4 separate regions of the Mus musculus genome follow, and regions 1, 2 and 4 are each linked to region 3. A link is a loop called in an ENCODE intact Hi-C map of the cell type or tissue named here. Cell type or tissue: heart. All regions are shown on one strand. Region 1 holds the start of Naa60 (N(alpha)-acetyltransferase 60, NatF catalytic subunit). Region 2 holds the start of 1700037C18Rik (RIKEN cDNA 1700037C18 gene). Region 3 holds the start of Zfp263 (zinc finger protein 263). Region 4 holds the start of Zfp174 (zinc finger protein 174).

Region 1 (5,000 bases), 140 kb before region 3:
TGCAGGACTCTATGCACCTGAGCTTCTCCACACTGCACTAAGAGGCACGCTGAGGCACCACAATCTCTCCTCTCAAGCACTCCTGAGCTTCTCCACACTGCACTAAGAGGCACGCTGAGGCACCACAATCTCTCCTGTCAAGCACTCCTGAGCTTCTCCACACTGCACTAAGAGGCACGCTGAGGCACCACAATCTCTCCTCTCAAGCACTCCTGAGCTTCTCCACACTGCACTAAGAGGCACGCTGAGGCACCACAATCTCTCCTGTCAAGCACTCCTGAGCTTCTCCACACTGCACTAAGAGGCACGCTGAGGCACCACAATCTCTCCTCTCAAGCACTCCTGAGCTTCTCCACACTGCACTAAGAGGCACGCTGAGGCACCACAATCTCTCCTCTCTCAAGCACTCCTTGGTTATAGATAACCTTTGGTCTTGGTTCAGGACTATCTTTAATCCCTCAGATCTGACATCCAGAAATCTTCCATTCTGGTCAGAAGCTTGTTGTTGCTATGCAACTTGGACAAGTCAAATCTAAAGATACTCTCCACACGGGTGTGTGGGTGTGGTTAAACAAACACTGACAAAATCTCTTCAAGTTACAACTTAAAGAGGTTAAAGATAGTAAGGACAAGACACATTGAGACTTAAAAAAACCAACAACCCGAAATTGTATGTTTTATGCTGGTGCTGGTGTGCTGACACCAGACCAGACTTAATTCTGTGACAAGATGTAACAATTTTCATGGAAACCCAGCCCAGGAAGCCTGATGTGGGGTTGTCTAGGTCTGTAAGATGAAAATCTAGCAAACTACAACCTTTTTAAAGAGTCAATGCAAACCCCACTCTCAGGGGGCTTACATCTGGCATATTATTCTTGTTGTATACAAAAACCCTAAAAGGAGGTGTGTAGACTTATGTTCCCTGCCATGAGCAGTGTACTACTTTGGCACGATGGCCCTTCGGCATCCTCTAGTTTTTAATCACATTGTACTAACTCGCAGTTCACTGGTGTGTGCATCTCTCTCTGTGTGTACTTATATGCTGTTTTTGTCCCAGACCTTCCTCTTCCTGACATTTCGGCTGGTAACAAGGTCACAGGCCTTCTAAAACTCTCCTCCATGTCACATGGTTTTGTGGACTCAAGTCTTTGCATAGATGATTTCGGGAGTAACATGACTTTGCCTGCTGGGTCACACAAGCCAGCAGACAAGCCAAGACTAATTCAGGGATTTTATGTTTCTAGTACTTTGAAAAAGGAAAAGCTCTTTGGCAACTTCCTTAATTAGCACTCCAGACACCACAGGAGCCACAGAGTTAGGCTGTGAGTCTCTTCTTTCAAGACCAAAGGGTGACAAGAATGACCCAAAAGCACATGGCTCTGGGACTTGGCAGAGTTAAGAGATCAATAAAGGAGCCAAAGTTTATGTTTATTGCAGCCTGGCTCCCCAAGCCTTGGGTTTTGACACCAGCAAGGCAGGCATTTGCTGGAGGTTCAGAAGGCCCAGAGTACCCTCTCCACAGCCCCAGCCCAAGACAGCAGCACTGGTCATAGATCCCCTTTTCTCCTTGGCAAATGTTTTCTCCAATTCAGAAGAAATAAGTCAGAGGCGATTATGGAGGGTCCGCTTAGCTTCCATGTGCCGGAATACCAAAAGTACTGCTGGAATGAAAAGACGCGACAGACCTAAAGCAGGGTCCTCGGCTTTCACGCGTGCAAAAAGTCGACAATTACCCCCAGCTCAACAAGTCCCTTAAGGGAGGCAGGCTGGAGCTAGAAGAGTCGACCAGACCCTTCACCTCCAAAACCAGAGGATGCCGCCTTTCCATCTCCCAATTCCTGCAATTACTGGCTGAGGGTCCCCAGAAAGGCCAATTCCCGACGCCCCACCGCGCCCCTCGCCGCCGTCACGGAAACAAACTGGGCGCTAAGAAGCGCCCCGCGCAGGGGTGGGTAAGGGGCTCTCCGGAAAACCCGGCCTCCCACGGGCGGGCAGTGCCCTCGGTGTCGCGACAGCGACCTCCTCACCGCCCCGATTTGCACCCGCCGAGGCCCCCGGCTGCCTCACCTCGGACGGGAGCCGGCGGCAGCGGACGGTGTCTCAAGGCTCAGCGCATCCTGGGGGAGCCGGGAAGCCGGACGTGGGACTGCGCGGTCCCCCGCGACAGATTATGTAACCGGCAGGGGCCGCAGCCGGGACAGGGAAGGCGGCCCCGCGGCACTTCCGCCTCTCCTGTGCTGCCGGCGGCGCAGCCCGGAAGATCATTGGCTGCTACGCCATGTGGCACCGCCCTCCCTGACGCCGCCGCCACCATGTTGGGAGCTGGCAAGCCTCTGGCCGCTGGCGGGACCTGCTCCCGAAGCCTCCCGCACTGGCGGCGGAAGCTCAAGACAGCTGCGAGCCGCCCAGCTGCCCTTGCGTGCATGCGTGGACACCGGCGGCGGCGGGCCGGGGTTTCCGCGCCTTTCCTCAATCAAGCGGGTCAGAGGGCGCCTTTCCTCGATCAAGCGGGTCAGAGGAGCTCCGAGGCCTCCCTAGTCCTGAGACGCACGGCTCCGCCGCTGGCCTGCTCTTCCCCCACTGGAGGTTAGTATTAATAGATGCTGGCGCTGGTGATTGCTAGAAGCCCTGACTCAAAAGGCACCGCCCCGCGCTCGCGCTGACAGCCACAGAAGGGTGGTCGTGAGCTATCATTGCAGTGGACAAGTGACATTGGCCTTCAGGGCTGGGTGGGGGTGGGAGTTCTATATCCAGATGTAATTCAGAGATAATTCAGTTCGTGTAACCAGAGAAAAGCTTGCTGACCAACAGTTTATTCTTTGCTTTTAGATAACTAAAATGGTATGTAGTCAAAGGCTCAACCAACCTTAAAAAAATATTAATATCCAAGAAATACATCAGTGCTACATCCACTCCAGTAGTGACTCGCATTACAGGTTTAGAAACCTGGAAGCAGTCATGAGGTGAAGACTTTCACGGAAACTTCGCCTCCTGGAGCCTTGGCATTCCAATAGCACGTATACTCAAACCCTGTCCCAGCGTTAGTCTGGTGTATGGATTCGTGTGCTCTCTTTCAGTATTGTTTTATTATAAGTGCCTTTAAGGATTGATTTTGACATATAGCTAAGCCTTTGTCAGTGTTCCAATGTCCTGACCCTGAGCTTGGAATTCAGTAAGAATGTTACCTATTCAGTAACATTCAAATTCACTTCTAGTAGAGACAGTGAAAATAATCAGACATTACAATTTACTAGAACAGAGCTAGAAAAGCTCAGGGCCAGTCTGCATAGTAATTACTTAGAACAATAGCTGAGTTTCACCCAAACACAGGAATACACAATGGCCTAGGAAATAGGTGGGTTGGAGTATTACTCATGAAAGGGTTAGTAGAATGGAATTCCCCTGGTGCAGGTTTTTCACTAGGCCCAGAGGAATAGCATAATCAGGTATTTACTAAAGGACCACTGTAGGTGGGTTTAACAATAGACTAGCATTGCATCAGAGCATTCACCTGGCTCCTGTGTTTGGCTGATCTTAATTAAGGATTGTTTCTATTCTCAGTTGTAAACAAGGCCTGGCTCCCATTATCTTTTTATGTATGCATTTTCTTTGTTTTGTGTAAGAACCAATGTACCTTGGCAAATGTATTCGCCTAGCCTTCTTGTTTTTCGTCTGTAATATAAGACTGGTGCTCAATTTGACAAATTACATCCAGATACAGCACTCCCTTGTGTCTGTGTCTGTTTGTCACCTTTTTCGTCCCAACTCCATGCCTGCCTGCAACGGGAACCCTGAAATTTTTTTCCGCGGATTGAGGGAGGCTGACTGAGGCTGGTCCAAGGCACATCAATACATTTTTGTGTCTCAAACTGTGTAAAACATCACGATCTTAGAAACATAAAAAGCCATAGTCTTTAAACATCTTGGAAAGTAAGGTGTACCTCAATTGTAGAATTTTGTGGTTTCATATGTCACTAAATGGTAGAAGGCTGCCAGCCTTGTACACTTCCATCCCCGGATAGATACAAATCAACCATAAATAGCTAACAGTCTTGCCTGTTAAGTATGATATATATGGCTAGCAAAATCTATGTAGAGCAACCTTTATATTTTCCTTTTATGTCAGTATTAGTTTTTAATTTTTAAAATATTATTTATTTTTATTTATACTGTTACACTGTAGCTGTCTTCAGACATGCCAGAAGAGTATATCAGATCCCATTACAGATGGTTGTGAGCCACTTTGTGGTTGCTGGGACTTGAACTCAGGACCTCTGGAAGAGCAGTCAGTGCTCTTAATCACTGAGTCATCTCCCCAGCCCTAGTTGTTAATTTTTAAGGAGGAATGGAAAATCACTGTGACAAAATGAAGACTTATATAATTTACAACTCTAGACTAATGTATTTATTCGTGCTACTGTATGCAAGCAGCTGTGAGAAGCAGGGTTAGACCCATTCAGGCACTTTGAGCATTCAATACAATTATACTTTGTGTGTCATTACTGAAATTATTTCTAATTAAACTTACTGAAGATTGGTCTTGGTGTGTTGGCACAGGAGAGGCTGAAGCAAGAGGGCATGTGATAAGTGCAACTTGTGACACAGCCTTGAAATAACATTGCTAACACATCAACGAGAAAACTATGTTAAGTGTATTCTCCATTATCCAAATGTTCAGATTTGAAACTTCAAAGTAAAAAGGTGAGGCTATGAAAAGAAAATAGCTTGTTTTCCATTCCCCTGCATCTACATGCTGCAACATAGTGATAAACCTATTCAGTGACAGAGGAGAAGCCAACCCCAACCTGCATCCTCATTCTATCATATGAGCTGGGGTTCAGTATCAGCATCCCCTTGGGGCTTGTCAGACTCTCAGTCAGAATTAGCATTTAACTCAGAACAACATCCAACAGGGTCCCACGTGAATGGAAACGGCAGTAATGATTGAGAAGCACATTCTGGGTGATGACAAAGTAAAGACATTCCCGGGGTTCTAAAAG
Region 2 (5,000 bases), 170 kb before region 3:
AGTTCTCCAGCCATATTTATAATACATCTACTACAGTATATCCTGAGTGTGCGAGCAGGCCCCTGAGATTCTGTGTGAGGGTTGAAGTGGAGGCTGTACCAACACTCTCATGATGACAGTCACCTCCTCAACGTTCTTCAAACGCTCGTCATTTCTTTCATCTCTTAAAAATGAAAGAGACAGGGTCTCTCACTACGCAGCCCTGGCTTTCCTGGAACTTGTTATGTAGGCCAGGCTGACCTTGAACTAACAGACATCTACTTGCACCATCGTGCGTGGCAGCTCTTTATAAGTTACAGCTAAGTCCATCCTATGCAAACCTCACTGTAGCCTTCCTTTGCATTAGAAGTTCCAGTTAGCTACTGAATGAAACCAACTATCCACACCAAGGTGTGAATAAAATGCATTCTAACCTTTTCACAAGCCACAGAAGCACTTCAGAGACAAGCCCAAAGTTGGGTGTGCGGAAATTCTCCATAGAAATATGGCGTGGGTACCCCAAGGCTCTCATCATCTCGGTGAAATCTGTGCAATATAAAACACAGTTCAGTCAGTCCTTGTCAAATAGCATCTCCTTTTGGAAAACAGTTAATCTAATGCTTTCCTTTCTTATCAGGTCTTCTCAACTCCAGGTGCTGAATTCATCAATTCTAGAATGGGGAAAGGAAAGGGGAGATTTGAAACAATATCTAATCCATCACCTGAAAAACACCCAAGTTCAACGATAGTAGATTTCCTTTGGAGAAATGGGGCGTAGGTATTAGCTGGGGCTTTAATTTCTCTCTGGTAGCTGCCTCTTTGCTATCCAAAATAAAAATTACCTAGCCTCATAAAACATGAGAAAAACACGTTGTTAGAACAAGATTATACATTGTTTTTTTTCCTCCAGTGACCATATATGATTTTCATGACATAAATTTTAAAGATCAATTACTTTATAGTCAGAGAAAATTTAATAAGAGAATGGCTGAACTATCTGCAGTATTTAGATTTACTGTAAAAAAAAAGATTAGTAAACAAGCTGGGCGTGGTGGTGCACGCCTTTAATCCCAGCACTTGGGAGGCAGAGGCAGGCGGATTTCTGAGTTCGAGGCCAGCCTGGTCTACAGAGTGAGGTCCAGGCCAGCCAGGGCTACACAGAGAAACCCTGTCTCGAAAAACCAAAGATTAGTAAACAGTAATATTTTAAGTTGGGAGCAACTAAAACAAAGCCACACTGCTTGAAAGAAAGGAGAAAACAATGATGAAGAAAGCGAGGCTTACAGATGAGCAACCAAGCCTGGCGTGGTGCTGCATACCTTTAATCCCAGTGCTCATAGGCAGAGGCAGATGGACCTCTGTGAACCTGATGCTAACCTGGTCTATGAAACAAGTTCTAGGTCATCCAGGGCTGTTGTTCAAGACAGGAAAAAACCTTGTCTTGAAAAACAAGTAAAAGAGAGCAAGAAAGCAAGAAAACAACCAACATTTCTGAGTTCTTACAATATGCTGAGATCTTGACCATGGTTCCTGGCAATGTAATGTCTACTCATGCTTACGGGTATTCAAAATGTACATTCAGCATTCCAAACAATCTATCTGGGCAACAAAGCAGGGCAGGCAGACTCTGCTAGGTCACGAAGAGATGGTAGAAAGATAGGAAGCATCCTTCCCTTATTTCTTTCCCTTATATCACACACACACATATATCCCATATATGTATACCCTTTATATTGCAGCTTTTCCTTATACCTCTATGAAAAAAGTCAGGTTTTGCCTAAACACTCCTTTTAGCTAAGTAGTAGCTATCAAGTTCTCCACTGTTATAAATGGTGACAGTCTCATAGATTACACACTATACAGCATTTATTTAAGGTAAAAAAATATAAATCAGTATAAATTCTGAAATACTCCTTTTAAATATTCTTTCCAGTACAATGATCACTATTCAATGATCCCAGTAAAGTGCCAGCCTCATCAAAAACTACGTGGGACAGTCATAATTACACTGTTTCAAATACCCTCAAACCCTAGACAACACGACCCTAATAGCTGCTACTCTTCTGTAAGTGAAGTAAGATTTTTTAGGTCACACAGTCCCATCACTCTAGCTGTGTGAACCAGGGGTAGCTATACTACTTAACTTGCAGTTAAAACTAGGAACAATAAGGGTGAAATATAATCACCTGCCACAAAAAGGATGTTTCCCCCAAAGAGTATAACGAGTAAGAGTAGTCTGCTTCCCCACTCTCTAGCCAAGTTCTCTGCCCAGTATTTGGCATTCAGGCAAGCTGGATTCAAACTCTAAAGCAACTCGTTCAATTACTTTGACCTCTTGCTGCCTGTTTCATCTCTAACCAGGGCACAAACCTGCTAGGAGTAAATGAAATATTGCCCACATAGAGGACAGCATGTGACAGATTGTAACATACAAACAAACAAAACAAACCCTCAAAAATGAACAAAACAACCTAGCAGCACTAGCCATCCATTCATCCGGCCACTTCCTCGGCTTTACTGGTTCTTTCTACAAACTAAATGCAGAAGAAGTCTCCATTTCCGCAAGACCTTTCTAATGCGGCTGCAAATGTGGCCGTGACAACCAGAGATAAAATGAGGTGAAATTAAACATTCAGTTCTTCAGCGGCTCGAGACACATTCCCAGTGTTCTAGCTACACGTGGCCAGTGACGGACCGAACTTTCCAAAGGTGCTGTAAAGTTCTGTCAGCCCCTGGCTGGCCCAGGGACCCACGGCCTGCCTGGGCCCACGGCTCTGGCAGGGGTCCGGCAGGGGAGTCTCGAGATCCTGGGAAGCCCACGGGAAAGCCGGGTGCAGCCTTACTGCGGAGGTCGCGGAAAGACATGGCGCTCTGGTCCCCAAGAGTCCACTGGGGCGCCGCTGCCCGTCTCTGTAGAGTTCGCAGGCCCAGCGCTCTCCGGTCTCTATAGCAACGCTCAGAGGCCTTGGACAGCGTGCGGACCAGGCCAAACAGGACAGGAAGCGAAGAGGGGTGGTGAGCGCAAGCGCAGGACACAGACCAACAGGTGGCGCCAAGCACCTTGCGAGCTGCGCAACGTCATAGTCTTTCAGAGAGCGCTTTTGGCTCTGGTCCCGTTGGAACTCTCATTACCTCACTGATATATGGAGCACATTATAACCTTTTGTGACCGAGTCTCCTTTGTATTTGTAAAAGCATAGCTAAACCCCGCAGTCGAAGCCTCATAAAGTATCCACAGAATGACAGGAACGAAGATACCCTACCCTGGGCAGAATTCGAGACCTGTACCCGGAAGGCTTTTGTGCACGCACAGCTAGTCAGTATTCCCGACAAGCCGGAAATTGGCGCCCAGACTCGCGCGCCAGAGGTTGCCCTGGAAACTGTGGAGCGAGGTAGTGCTGGTGTACCACGCCTAGGGTGTCAGGGTCAGCACAGGCTCTACAGAGAACTCTCCTTGGTGACTGCTACGAGTCGAGGACAACCGCGACAAAAGCAGGGCTGGAGAGAGGAGAGCTGTGCCAGGAAGGGTGGGCGATAAGGAAAATGGGTAGGTGCAAGAAGTAAAGGTGCCCTTGGCTAGAACACGGTGGTACTGACCAAGAGTAGATACTTAAGGACAAAAATATGTGGGGTAGGGCCATACATTCGTGGCTAGTCTAACATGGGGGACAATGCATTTGAACAGTCTTTGCAACAAATGGTTTTGAAACAATGAGCAATCCATAGCAAATTAATATCTATGTAAAAAACAATGGTTCATACACCTAGATGTAAAACCTAGAACTAAATTTTCTATAATGAAACAGAGTTGTGGTGGAGTTAAGATTCTAAAGAACCTGTAGTTTTATATTTCTACCAGCAGAATAATTGTTCCAGTTTGTCAGAATGCACAGGAAAAAAATTGGCATTATCTACATACTGCTTAACCTATGAGAAAATGGATAATTAGACAAGTGTCACCCAGAACCATCTTCTCAGCATGATTCAGATCTCTACAGGTTTGTTCTCCAAATCCTCGTTCTCCCTGCCACAAATGAGGAAGCCTAGCGAATGACTTTCCAGCATACCAAAGCCAATTTGTCTTATGTGGCTTGCTCTGAATCTAACATCAACAAATTTACCCTAGGTTTCTGGTCTCTTCCCTTGCCCGCCTCCCTCCTTGCCCCTGACATACCATACTCTCCCAAACTAGGAGGTCCAGGAAGACTAGTCTTTACTGTGACATCATAAGGACCAGTTGCTATGGGAGACCTGCAGATCCACCCCCTAGACAGGGGAGAGCAGGCCCTACTGCACAGAAGGCCTGGCCACTCCTCCCCCACCATACTGGCCCTCCATGGAAGCCTTGGTCTGTGCATTCTCTGAGCTTCGAATAAGAGAAGGTGCCTGGCTGCAGGGAGGAGCAGCAGCAGAGATGCCACACTGTCCCAACCTGGGCCCAAAGCTACTGGGGAGAGCCCAGGGATGTGCATGCTTGGGAAGGGAGTAACTCCTGATCTAGGCTATATGACTGGGCCAGGCATGCCCTCTTGTACCCACTGTGCTTATATACACTGGTGCCAGCATACTCTTTTTAGAGTAGAGAGCACAAAACGAGCTTGAAGTGCTCAACGGGATCTCAGTGCCAAAGTCCTGGGCTGCTTGGGCGCCTCTGTTAGGGGAGCAGCGGAGTAGTGGGAATAGACAGGAACTAAGACTGGATAGCCAGGGAGTAGAAGCTACGTATGAGTTGGTACTTGCATTTCCCCCAGATGCTGTTCCCACTGGCCATCACCCTCCTGCTCTCTCTCTCTCTCTTGCAGATGCAGTGAGCTGGGCCCCAGGACGCCCCAGCCACCCTGACACACCACCCAACATCTATGAGGGAGGATTGGGGGCCCAGCAGCAGCAGGGCCCCAGTGCTCAGGGAAGCAAGCCCAAGAACTTCCGACTGCGACACCTCCGGAGCCTGGCTCTCTACCTGCCAGGCCACATGCAGCCTGCTGGCCAATGTGGAAGCCACTGGCTAGGCCGGCTCATGG
Region 3 (5,000 bases):
CATGGGGGAAGCCTACAAATGATGGGTTGAAAAGACAAAGAAAATAAGGGAGATATCTGATCAGAAAAAAAAAAATCTTTCTAGTAGCATAGGGGAACCTCCCACCCTAAAAGCAGAGGAGAAAAGGAAAATTCTGGGGAAAGGCAATGAGAACTTCCACATCACCTGGGTCCCAGTCATATCCTTATCTTCCACATTCCCTTCAGGAGGGAAGAGAGAGAGCCAGGGAGCGGATAATGCTAAAGATAACAGAAATTATAATGAGAACAGTAACACCAAATCTTAGCAGCCCAGATTATAAGACAATATGCATTCCCCAACTGCAAGTCTCAGCTTTTAGGATTGACAGTAAACAAAAAGTAGCAAAGGTGTGCTAAGGTGATCTAAAGTAACAGGGTTATAGTAAAGGCATGTGAGCCATCCTCCATCCTGGCCGACAGGGTTCTAACCATACACCCCACATCAATCAGCTAACTAGAATTTGCCTGTTCTGTACACAGAATGGCTTTACTAAGAGCTTCCCCTTTCCTCCCATCCAACCTTTACAGAATTCATACCACCACTTTTAGGTTTTTCAGAACACAACTGAGAACTTTAACTTCAGAAATTCTTTCTCCTTGGCACCTGTACCACATTCTGCTAGGGTGAGTGGCAATCCCAGAGCCCCTCCTCCCTCCCACCTGCCCAGATAACTGTTCCTCACCCCTCTCCTTTACAGCCTGGGAGTCCCTTTGGGGGCTGGGGTCTAGCAGCTCCTGCAGCCTGGGGCCAGGGCTTCGCTCAGTCTCCATTGGCTCCAGCTTGAAGCTCGGTGACTCTCCTGCTGTTTCCAGTGGCAAAGGCTCCTCCAAAAGCACTTCTGCTCCCCGCCCTTGGTTTGTGACCTGGGAACCAACCCACATCACTCATCATCACAACGGGGCTGACAGAATTGGAAATTAGTACAGGATTCTTAGGACACACCCTCAACAGAGAACCACAGACTATCCCTTTGGTCTTGGCCAAGAAGATGTTTTATGCTAAGGGCTTTTTAGGTGGTAGCAGAAAATGGGGGAGGGATGGAGCAAGAAAACTGAGGGTCCACTCTCAATGCACACTTTCTCAACATATTCCATTGATACTCCTCACTTCTGCTCGATCACACTCACCTGTTCTAGATGCTTCCACGTTTCACTACTAGATAAGGTGAACTTATCAGGCTGCGACCATAGCCCCTCGGTGCTTAGCTGTTTTTCAGAGTTCAATTAGCAGAGATCCAGTTCTGTATTGCAAACTATTGACTAAGATATGCTGGGTGTTATCCACTAAATATAGGCCTGGGATAGTGGCACATGCCTGTGGGAATCAGCAGTGGGGAGGCTGAAGCAGGAGGATTGCCTCGAGTTTAAGCCTGGGCTACATATCTAGACTCTGCCTGTAACCCTAGAACTCGGAATTTGGGGAGACTGAAGGTGGAGGACCACCACTGTTCTGCAGCCAAGCTCAACTACACACTGAGTCAGTTAGCTTGAGCTACGTAAGACTTTGTCACAAAACAAACCCCTCAAAGCAGTGGCAGTAGGTGTCATCCAAACGACATACTTTTCTCCAAGTCCTCAAAATTATTCCCAGACAGTGCTTTAGCCAACAGAAAAACAGGACGAAACAGATTAAGTAGTCTGCCCAAAGTCACGAGGCCTGTGAGAAGCTTTCTAACTACATAACTAAATACTGGTGGAAGTGCTCCTCACTTCCTACTGTCGTCATATGGGAACAATCTGGAAGGAAAGGATAAGCTACAAAAAAATCCCTCTCCTTCCTGTAAAGTGTACTCAGGACGATCAAGTATATTCGACTACAGAAGAGGCTAGCACAATGACTTCCGGGCCAAACCACGGGTAAAACAGCTGTCACCTGTTGCCTCAGTTTCCCAAGTTCTTTCTGCATACGCTCCACAAGAGTGACTGCTTCTTCGCCGCTCTCTGGGCGCAGCTCCTGCACCCTGCTCTGAATCTCCTGGGGAAGGATAGTCAAGAACTGCTCCAGCACCAACAGCTCCAGGATCTGTTCCTTGGTGCGCATCTCCGGCCGCAGCCACCCGCGGCAAAGCTCCTGAAGCCGGCTAAGGGCCTCCCGGGGACCCGGGGCGTCCTGAAAGCGGAACCGTCGAAATCGCAGATGGGAGGCCTCCGGGCTGGGCTCTGGCTCAGGCGGGGGTACCTCGTGGCTCCAGGCACAGTCCTCCTCCAGTTTCACTATGAGGAGCCCTTCTGGCTCCTGCGAGCTTGGGCCCGCAGCCATAGTCATGCCCCGACACCAGCCTAGGTCCCGACACCAGCTACGTCCGCCTTGAGAGACGCCCTGGGTTCTGTACAGCAGTAGGCCACGGCTGCAGCAACCGAGAGACTCCGGGCTCCAAATCCCGCCGGAGGAACCCAGGTCACAATCTCAGCAATATCAGGCCTGCAGCGTCGCCACCTGACCGGCTTCTCAGGCCCGCACAGAACTTAAGTCGCAGGGCCCGGGTCGCAAGCCTCAGCACGCGAGTTAGGCGTCATAAGCCAACGGCCGCTAGTCAGGACGGACTTCCGGTTCACGTTTCCCTTGCGCTGTCTCCCATTGGGTCGGGTCTCACCACGTACTCACGGTCCACCCAGGACAAGGAAAATTTGCATAAAAGAGCGGGAGGGGAACAAGTCGGATGGGGATGAGGGGCGGGGCTACGCAATGGGCGGGGCCTCCAGGTGGGGAAGCGGTAGGGGTGGGAATCCCTGGGCGGATGTGACCCGGGGACAACCTGGCTCAGATTTGCATAGGAAAGTTTGCCAAAAGGTAAGTTCTTCAGCCACGCTTGAACCAGAGTCCAGAGGCGCTAGAGTGTCATGTCGGGGCCCAGAAGCTTAACAAAGAAAACCTTTCCGAAGGCCGATCCCAACACTCCGGAGACCTACAACCGGAAATAGACTGTGCTTCCAGGGCTCGAGCTGCCTGGGGCTGGTGGGAAATGTAGTCCATGGCGCGCCCTTGTTATTGCGCCTGCACTGTGGCTTGAGCAGGTCTAAATGGATTGTCGAGCTACGATAAACATACCCGTGCCCGAGCTTTTGCCTCCCTGTGAGCGATGGTCCCTAGTCCTCCATCTTTAGGTGGCTGGTCGACCCAGAAGAACGCTCTGGGTATGAACTGCTCTTGCCATCTCCCAGAGCAGGTCTAAGGATTAGCATAATCATCGGCTCTGACTATTTTCCTGAAGGTTGAAGAAAAGGAAACACCAAGGCGGACTTCCTTATTTTTTGAAGAGAGAATAGCCCAGGCCTGAGACTGCAGCTGTCACAGACAGGTGGTGGAGTCTGCAGATTCTAGGAGTGTGTCACGAAAACCCGTAATCACTTATTGGACACATGCTTACATTGTTGTCTATTCATTGCAACTCAAGAGGCAGGGAAAGCCTTCCTTGCTCTGGTCTCCCTTTGTGAACTTTTTATACTTTGTAAGACCTTGAGGCAGGAAAATGGCCACCAGGAGCTCCAGCAGCCAGGTCCCTCCCACCTCTGACTTCCTTAATGGTCCCTAACCCTAATAGTTGTTTAATAATAGCTGTTACTGTCATTCCCTGGCCCGAGGAGGAAGAGTAGCCTGGCCCCACCCTACAAGACAAAAAGATAAAAATAAATAAATCCCACCAACCCTGAACAGAAAAACCCACTAATCCTGGAGCTTGGTATAGAAACCCTTCAAGCCCTGAGCAAACTCATCAGTCTCTGATCTCCTTCAAGCTCAGTGAAATTCTACCAATCCTCACCCTGGAAAGCTGTGGTGGGAAGATTAAGAAATCTTGTATAAACCCTGCCTACCACTCAGTTCCCTGCTTTCTTTCCTGAGCTGAGAATGATGTTCTGGATTTTTCCTTCCCAATGAGTCTCTTGAATGAGGTTTGTCGTGCGGCACGACTTTTGGTTCCCGATTGCCAGGGTATCTTTCCCTTCAGAGCTTCAGCATTCATACATGAAATAGAACTTTGAAGATATGGTATGAAGTAAGTCCTGTGGTTATGGCATGGAGTGCCGTCGTGAGGTCCCAATATAACTCAAATACCAGGTCAATGCAGATGCCAAAAATTTATTGTAATCAAGCTGCTACTGATTGATCAGGGCTGTAGAACAGACTCATGAGCTGAACTGTGACCTTGAGGGGATGCTGTGCAGCATATTTAAAGGAAACAATAAAGCAAGGGGGTTGGGCTGGGCTGGGCTGGGTGGTAGCATTGTCCAATCATTTTGACAAAAGGGGTTGAGAAAGGGAGTTTCCATCAATCAGGATGGAAGTTGGGGCCTGGGCCTGGGAACATGAACTTAATTTGATCCTGCCAGCAAGATAGAGAAGTTGTCCTTGAGATGTCTTGACTCAGACAACTTAAAAGTTGTCCCTGAGATGTCAGGACTCAGACAACTGTTTCTTTATAATAGAAGCTGTTTAACTATTGGGAAGTCCTCAGCTCCACGAGAGCCTGGGACCTTGAATTTAGGTCCTATGACCTAAAAAGAAAATGGTAGTATTTAGAATAAGTTTCTTTTGCTTGTTCCCAATAGTGCCAGTTAAGTCGATGGCCTAAGTTCATACAGCTAACCTGTAGCAAAGCTTAGGCTGTGGAAATAAAAATGGTCTGTTTTGGATGACTGTGTGTAGTTTCATCACAGGTACAAAAGCCCACAGGCTGCCATGGCAAATGCCTATTTATCTAGACACTAGGTAGCACATGGGCTGGTATAGGTTCATTCAGAAAAAGCTGGCTAAGACTTGGGAGGTTGGGTTGGGGAGATGACTCCGCAGTTATGAGCAGTAGCTGACCTCCCAGGGGACCTGGGTGGGTTCTGTTCCCAGCAACAGAAGGTGGCTCACAGCCTTCTGTAGCTTCAAATCCAGGGGATCTAGCATTCTCTATTGGTCCCCAAGGGCATCCATCCATGCCAGGTATCCTATATGCAGTTGTAGTCCAAATTGAATAGTTAATGACCTGATGG
Region 4 (5,000 bases), 100 kb before region 3:
CACATATGCACATGGAATGTGCATGCCCACACATACAGGTACACTGAAAATAAATAAAAATGTAGTACAAAAATTTTAAAACATAAAAACAGTTGTGATTCTTGGAATACCATCAAAATACTAAAGATAATTCACAGAATGAGAGAAAACATTCATGAGTTATCATCTGTGAGGTCTAGGATCCAGACCCCTCCCCCTTTTAACTCTTAAACCTCAACAATAAAAATACAAACCTTCCAAGTTAAAAATGGGCAAAGCATATGACTAGCATTCTTCTATAAACTGGGAGTGATGGCAAAGGCCTCTCGTCACAGGATTTAGGAGATAAAGGCTAGAGGAGCAGGAGTTCAAGATCACCCTCAGCTCTGTAGTGGCTTTGAAGCCAGCCTAGGCTACATGAGACCCAATAACCAAAGACAAAATATCAGATTTCCTTTTCACAATGTCTTACTATATTTACTCTCTCTCTCTCTGTGTGTCTGTGTGTGTGTTTTAGGGATAGTTGTTTGTAAGATTGTGTGTGTGTGTTAGGGATGGTTGTATGGTTGTGTGTATGTGTATTAGGTATGATTGTGTGTGTGTGTTAGGGATGGTTGTTTGTATGATTGTGTGTGTGTTAGGGATGATTGTTTGTATGATTGTGTGTGTGTGAAGGTCAGAGAACACACCTTACAGGAGTGATTCCCTCCTTCCATCATGTGGACCTCAGGGATTGAAGTCAGGTTTCAGGCTTGGTGGCAAGTACCTTTACCCACAGAGCCATCTCACTGACCAGGATATATAATTTAATAAACATATGAAATAATGGCAAACACAACTCATTAGGGGAATGAAAATCAAAACCTCAAGGGATATTACATCATAATAAAACAGCCCAAAGGAAGTGCTGGCAAGGATATGGACAAGCACCCTCTGCTTTGTGGATAGGGCTCTCAGACAGGGCAGCCACTTTACAAATGAATCCAGTGATTCTTCAACAGACAAAGAAACACCCAAACAGGCTGGGTATGGTAATGTGGACCTTTAATCCCAGCACTTGGGAAGCAGAGGCAGGTGGGTCTCGGTGAGTTCAGGTCTACAGAGTGAATTTCAGACCAGCTGGGGCTGCATAGTGAGACACTGTCTCAAAAATAATATCAGTTATCATGTGTAATTTTATAAGGCCAGGAAACTGGATTAGTAAGTAAGGGTTACTCAAGCCAGAGACCAGAGTTTGATCTCTATAACCCAAATAAAGGTAACAGGAAAGAAATGATTCCACAAAGTTGTCCTCTGACCTCCATAAGTGCCCTTTGGCACCCCCCCCCATAAATAATAAATTTTAAAGGGGGTATATGTAACACAACTGCATTTGCAGAGCCATGGGAGGCTGTGATGGAAAGAGGCTGGTGAGAGAGCCAGAGTGGTTACCTGTCTCAGTCAATCTGAGGACTGGTTCCTGGAGGACAGTCTTCTCCCAGTGGTGAGGACTCAGCTGCTCGTGAGATCCTTCGCAGGAAGGCTCTTCCAGAGAGTCCTCCTGAATGTCTCTGCTGGGAGTTTGGGGTTGAAAGTCTCGAAGTTCTTGTTCTACAAGCTGAGCTCCTGTTTTCTCCAAGAGCACCTTTTGCCCTTGCATACAAACAGTCACCTAGGAAAAGGGCTATCCATTAATTCTCCATTCCTTGATGAACTGAGAGCAACATGCCACTCACTGCTATAGAGTGACCCCCTTACCCTGGGAAGAACTGGTAAGGACCTAGAGGCCACCAAAAGGAGGCAAAGGGAAAGCAGGCAGAGCAAAAAGAATGAGGTTGCCTCACAATCAGCCAGCCTTCCCAGGTAGTGCCCACAGCTTGGGCCAAGATCATCAAAAGAGAGCTGCAAAACTACTGAATCATCATGAACAATGCTCCCCTCTCTACTTCTGCTAGAGACAGGCCCCGTGAGAATGGTAAGGGGCCACTGAAAGCCATTCCAACTTGGTAAGTTTTCCTGCCAAAGAGGACCAGGACACTCAGATCCAGCAAAGCTGCCCCACCTGTCACTTGCTTCCTTTTGTGGCTCCAGCTGGGCTTTCACTTGGGGAAGGGGGTGGGGCAAGACACCTGAGAACTGAGTTGAGACTTTCCCATTCAAAGGCAATATGGTAGACACTTCACTGGAACAAAGTCCACAGAGCTTCACCAAAATTAGTTTCCTATGGAACAGGCTAGACCTGTTGGCTAAGAATTCTGATTGTAGCAAAGCTTCAAGATGTGGGTCAGGGAAGACCTGACAGTAGAGATTCCTTAAAACTACTCTTATGGGGGCTGGAGAGATGGCTCAGAGGTTAAGAGCACTGACTGCTCTTCCAAAGGTCCTGAGTTCAAATCCCAGCTCACAAACATCCGTAATGAGATCTGACGCCCTCTGCTGGTGTATCTGAAGACAGCTACAGTGTACTTAGATATAATAAATAAAAATCTTAAAAAACAAACAAACAAAACCTACTCTTACAAGGTTGGAGTCTCTGAAGGAATAGCTTAGTTCTCTGCTTCCTCACTGGGTGCCAGTGGCTCGGTTTTCTGAAACCCTGGTTATGGCTTTGGGGGATAAGGGGATTCCTCCAGGCTGGAAGCAACTTTTGAAGCCTGGAATCTCTAACTAGGGATCATGAGACAAAACACTACCTCAAAAGACAACAAAAACATTACCTAGGACCCACAGAAATAGGACCCTCCTTACCCACTGCTTTGGTTTTTTGGATGTTCTGTGCAAATCTTCCACCAGAGTCACAATCTCCCTGCTGCTCTTTGGATACCGATGCCAGACCTGTGCCTGGATCTCTGGAGGTAGGATGACCAGAAACTGCTCCATCACCAGGAGCTCCAAAATCTGCTCTTTAGTGTGTAGTTCAGGCTGCAGCCACTGTCTGCAGAGCTGTTGAAGGCAGGAGAGCGCTTCCTGGGGCCCAGACACTTCTTGATAGCAAAAGTGTCTGAAGCCCTGGCGGGAAAGCTCAGGGTCAGGATAGGCTTTTTGCTGAGGGGGGCCACGGTTTTCTTCCAGCTTCATTATTATGTGTCTCTCTTGCTTGTCAGAATCCTCAGTGTGGGTGCTCAAAGTTATCTCCATTCTAGCTGCCATTTTGGGGGCTCTGGGAACAATGTGTCACTCTAATGGTAAACTGATTATGTCTTCTGGGTCCTTGCTCTGGAGAAATCTGAAGGCTAGAAAAATGTTAGGAACGAAGCCTCCCTGGAAGGACTGCAAAGACATAGCTTTCTCATTTGCTAGTCTTTATCCCAGACTCTGAAAACAAAATAGTTCCCGGTCTTTTCGTCAGTTTTTAAGGAGAAAAGTCATAATACCCCAGAAGGGCACTGGAGAGAATATTTTATTTTTGTATCTGGCGAAATTCACAACGCGTTAGGGCCGGTAGAGGAATCCCCAGGGAAAGTTTAAGCTATCATCTTGTGGGTAGCTCGCACCAACTCTCCGGCATCTGGCAGACACCGACCTGATCCAGCACCTCTGAGCGAAGCAGAGCCAAGGCCACAGCGCGACCAATGCGTGGTTAAGGATAGGGAGTGCGGCTCCGCGGCCCAGTCAGCTCGGACACGCAGCTCCACAGCAGTGTTGGGTGTCAGTTCCAGTAGCCACCTGCGACACCACGTTCTGAGGCAGCTCAGAAGCCAGTGCCCGCCTGCAGGTGACCCACCTTGCCAGAGACTGGACACCGGGAACCCTAGAGCACAGTCTAGGGGAGGAGCCGGAGCCCCGCCACGGAGACGCCCACTGGCTCCAAGAGCTACCCACGGGAAGGCCCGCCTCTCCTCTACAGGACTGGGTCTCCAGGACACTGCTAATCTTTTATTGGCTGTTTGATTTATCAATCAGTCGCAGTGCCTCTTGGGAGTCGTAGTTCAGTGGCTAGTCCCGGAGCGTTCGCAATGTACTGCCTAATACCAGATAGTTGGCAGTCACTCGGTTGGCTGAGGGAATTTGGGGCAGCAGAAAGTGCGAGGGGTCCAGCGAGTCCTCCGTATGGGGGGCTTCAGGTCAGGTCTCATATTGGCCGGGAGGGCCTCCCTCTTAGGACATGTCTGTGGTGTACTTGAAACAGGACCCAGGGGTTGGACGAACCCGCTGAAACTCATTCTCCATAGCAGGATCTTAACTTTCTTCGACCTCGCCTCTAGGCTTTTTCCTATTCTTGCGTGGTCTAACCTTCGCAAATGACTCAACGAATGCAAACACGTAGGAAACAAAGTAGTTTGCCCACTGCATGGGCTATCTTCAGAGTCTGAGGTAAAGCCTGACAACCTGGTACCATCTACGATGTGCAATGGTGAGAGATCAGTCTCTGTCTTCACAATCAATGAAGCAATAATTATGTGATGAATGGAACTTACGAGGTCAGTGTGGGGGTCATTAAACCAGGAGAGCATCTATTAGACTTTCTTGAGTTTCACGAAGTACGGGATATGAGAGAAAGTGTAAGGCAACTACAACTTCTCTTACTTGAAGACCAACCTTAACTTTTTCCGTACACATCTTCGTATGCTTGAAGACTTTGGACCCTCTCCCCACATACTAACAGCTTAACATTTCCAAAAATAGTTTCTCCTATGATTTTTGCCTTTCTTTCACAGCTCTCGTTTATTTTAAAATTTATTTATTTAAAGGTGTATGGTGTTTTGCCTGCCTGTCTGTCTGTGTATCACATGTGCCTGCTGCCCATGAAAGCCAGAAGAGAATGTTGGAATCCCCTGAAACTGGAGAGTTGTGAGCTCTGGTGTGGGTGCTGGGAATCAAACCCAGACCCTCTGGAAGAGCAGCCAGTGCTATATACAGTGAACTGCCTCTCCAGCTCCTTTTATTTTTATTCGTTATATATAATCTTTTTGTTGTTCTGAGACTTCTCACAATGTAGCCCAGTGTATAATCCTTCAACCTCTGCTTCCTCAGTGTGGATGAAAGGCATGTGCAAGCATGCTCTAGAAAACTTTCAATTTTTTTCCCTTAAGGCTGGGAGA

The links. Hi-C counts contacts between places; a loop is a spot of excess contacts. Peaks named below come from ENCODE experiments on the same cell type or tissue, not always from the same donor. Only the 100,000 strongest peaks of a DNase experiment are listed, where the experiment ranks them.
Region 1: a loop joins it to region 3, with 4 times the contacts of the local background. A loop is called at or near these places in 10 of 42 quality-filtered maps.
Region 2: it touches region 3 in a loop (6-fold over the local background); 10 of 42 quality-filtered maps call a loop at or near these places.
Region 4: a loop joins it to region 3, with 3 times the contacts of the local background. A loop is called at or near these places in 13 of 42 quality-filtered maps.

Annotation. Positions count from the first base shown.
Region 1 is chr16:3,881,874-3,886,873 of GRCm38, reverse strand. Naa60 (N(alpha)-acetyltransferase 60, NatF catalytic subunit) reads right to left here and starts at 2,255. Exons shown (of 7, transcript NM_029090.3): 1 at 2,068-2,255. It also overlaps a transcript of Zfp597 not described here. In heart, a CTCF peak has its summit at 2,215; DNase peaks (open chromatin) are centred at 1,583 and 2,253; H3K4me3 peaks cover 2,361 bases; H3K27ac peaks cover 1,776 bases.
Region 2 is chr16:3,906,976-3,911,975 of GRCm38, reverse strand. 1700037C18Rik (RIKEN cDNA 1700037C18 gene) reads left to right here and starts at 3,287. Exons shown (of 3, transcript NM_028484.2): 1 at 3,287-3,526; 2 at 4,782-5,000. The coding sequence starts at 3,523. It overlaps Cluap1 (clusterin associated protein 1), which reads right to left and starts at 2,967. Exons shown (of 12, transcript NM_029738.2): 1 at 2,823-2,967; 2 at 414-525. The coding sequence starts at 2,844. It overlaps Gm41410 (predicted gene, 41410), which reads left to right and starts at 3,323. Exons shown (of 4, transcript NR_153801.1): 1 at 3,323-3,371; 2 at 4,782-5,000. In heart, a CTCF peak has its summit at 3,039 (motif pointing right); DNase peaks (open chromatin) are centred at 2,965, 3,335 and 4,325; H3K4me3 peaks cover 1,874 bases; H3K27ac peaks cover 1,398 bases.
Region 3 is chr16:3,741,661-3,746,660 of GRCm38, reverse strand. It overlaps Zfp263 (zinc finger protein 263), which reads right to left and starts at 2,562. Exons shown (of 6, transcript NM_148924.3): 1 at 1,894-2,562; 2 at 704-884; 3 at 166-239. The coding sequence starts at 2,286. In heart, no CTCF peak of the experiment used is centred here; DNase peaks (open chromatin) are centred at 2,620 and 2,980; H3K4me3 peaks cover 3,278 bases; H3K27ac peaks cover 2,138 bases.
Region 4 is chr16:3,845,981-3,850,980 of GRCm38, reverse strand. Zfp174 (zinc finger protein 174) reads right to left here and starts at 3,758. Exons shown (of 3, transcript NM_001081217.1): 1 at 2,707-3,758; 2 at 1,411-1,630. The coding sequence starts at 3,108. In heart, CTCF peaks have their summits at 2,399 (motif pointing left) and 3,688; a DNase peak (open chromatin) is centred at 3,800; H3K4me3 peaks cover 1,561 bases; H3K27ac peaks cover 1,202 bases.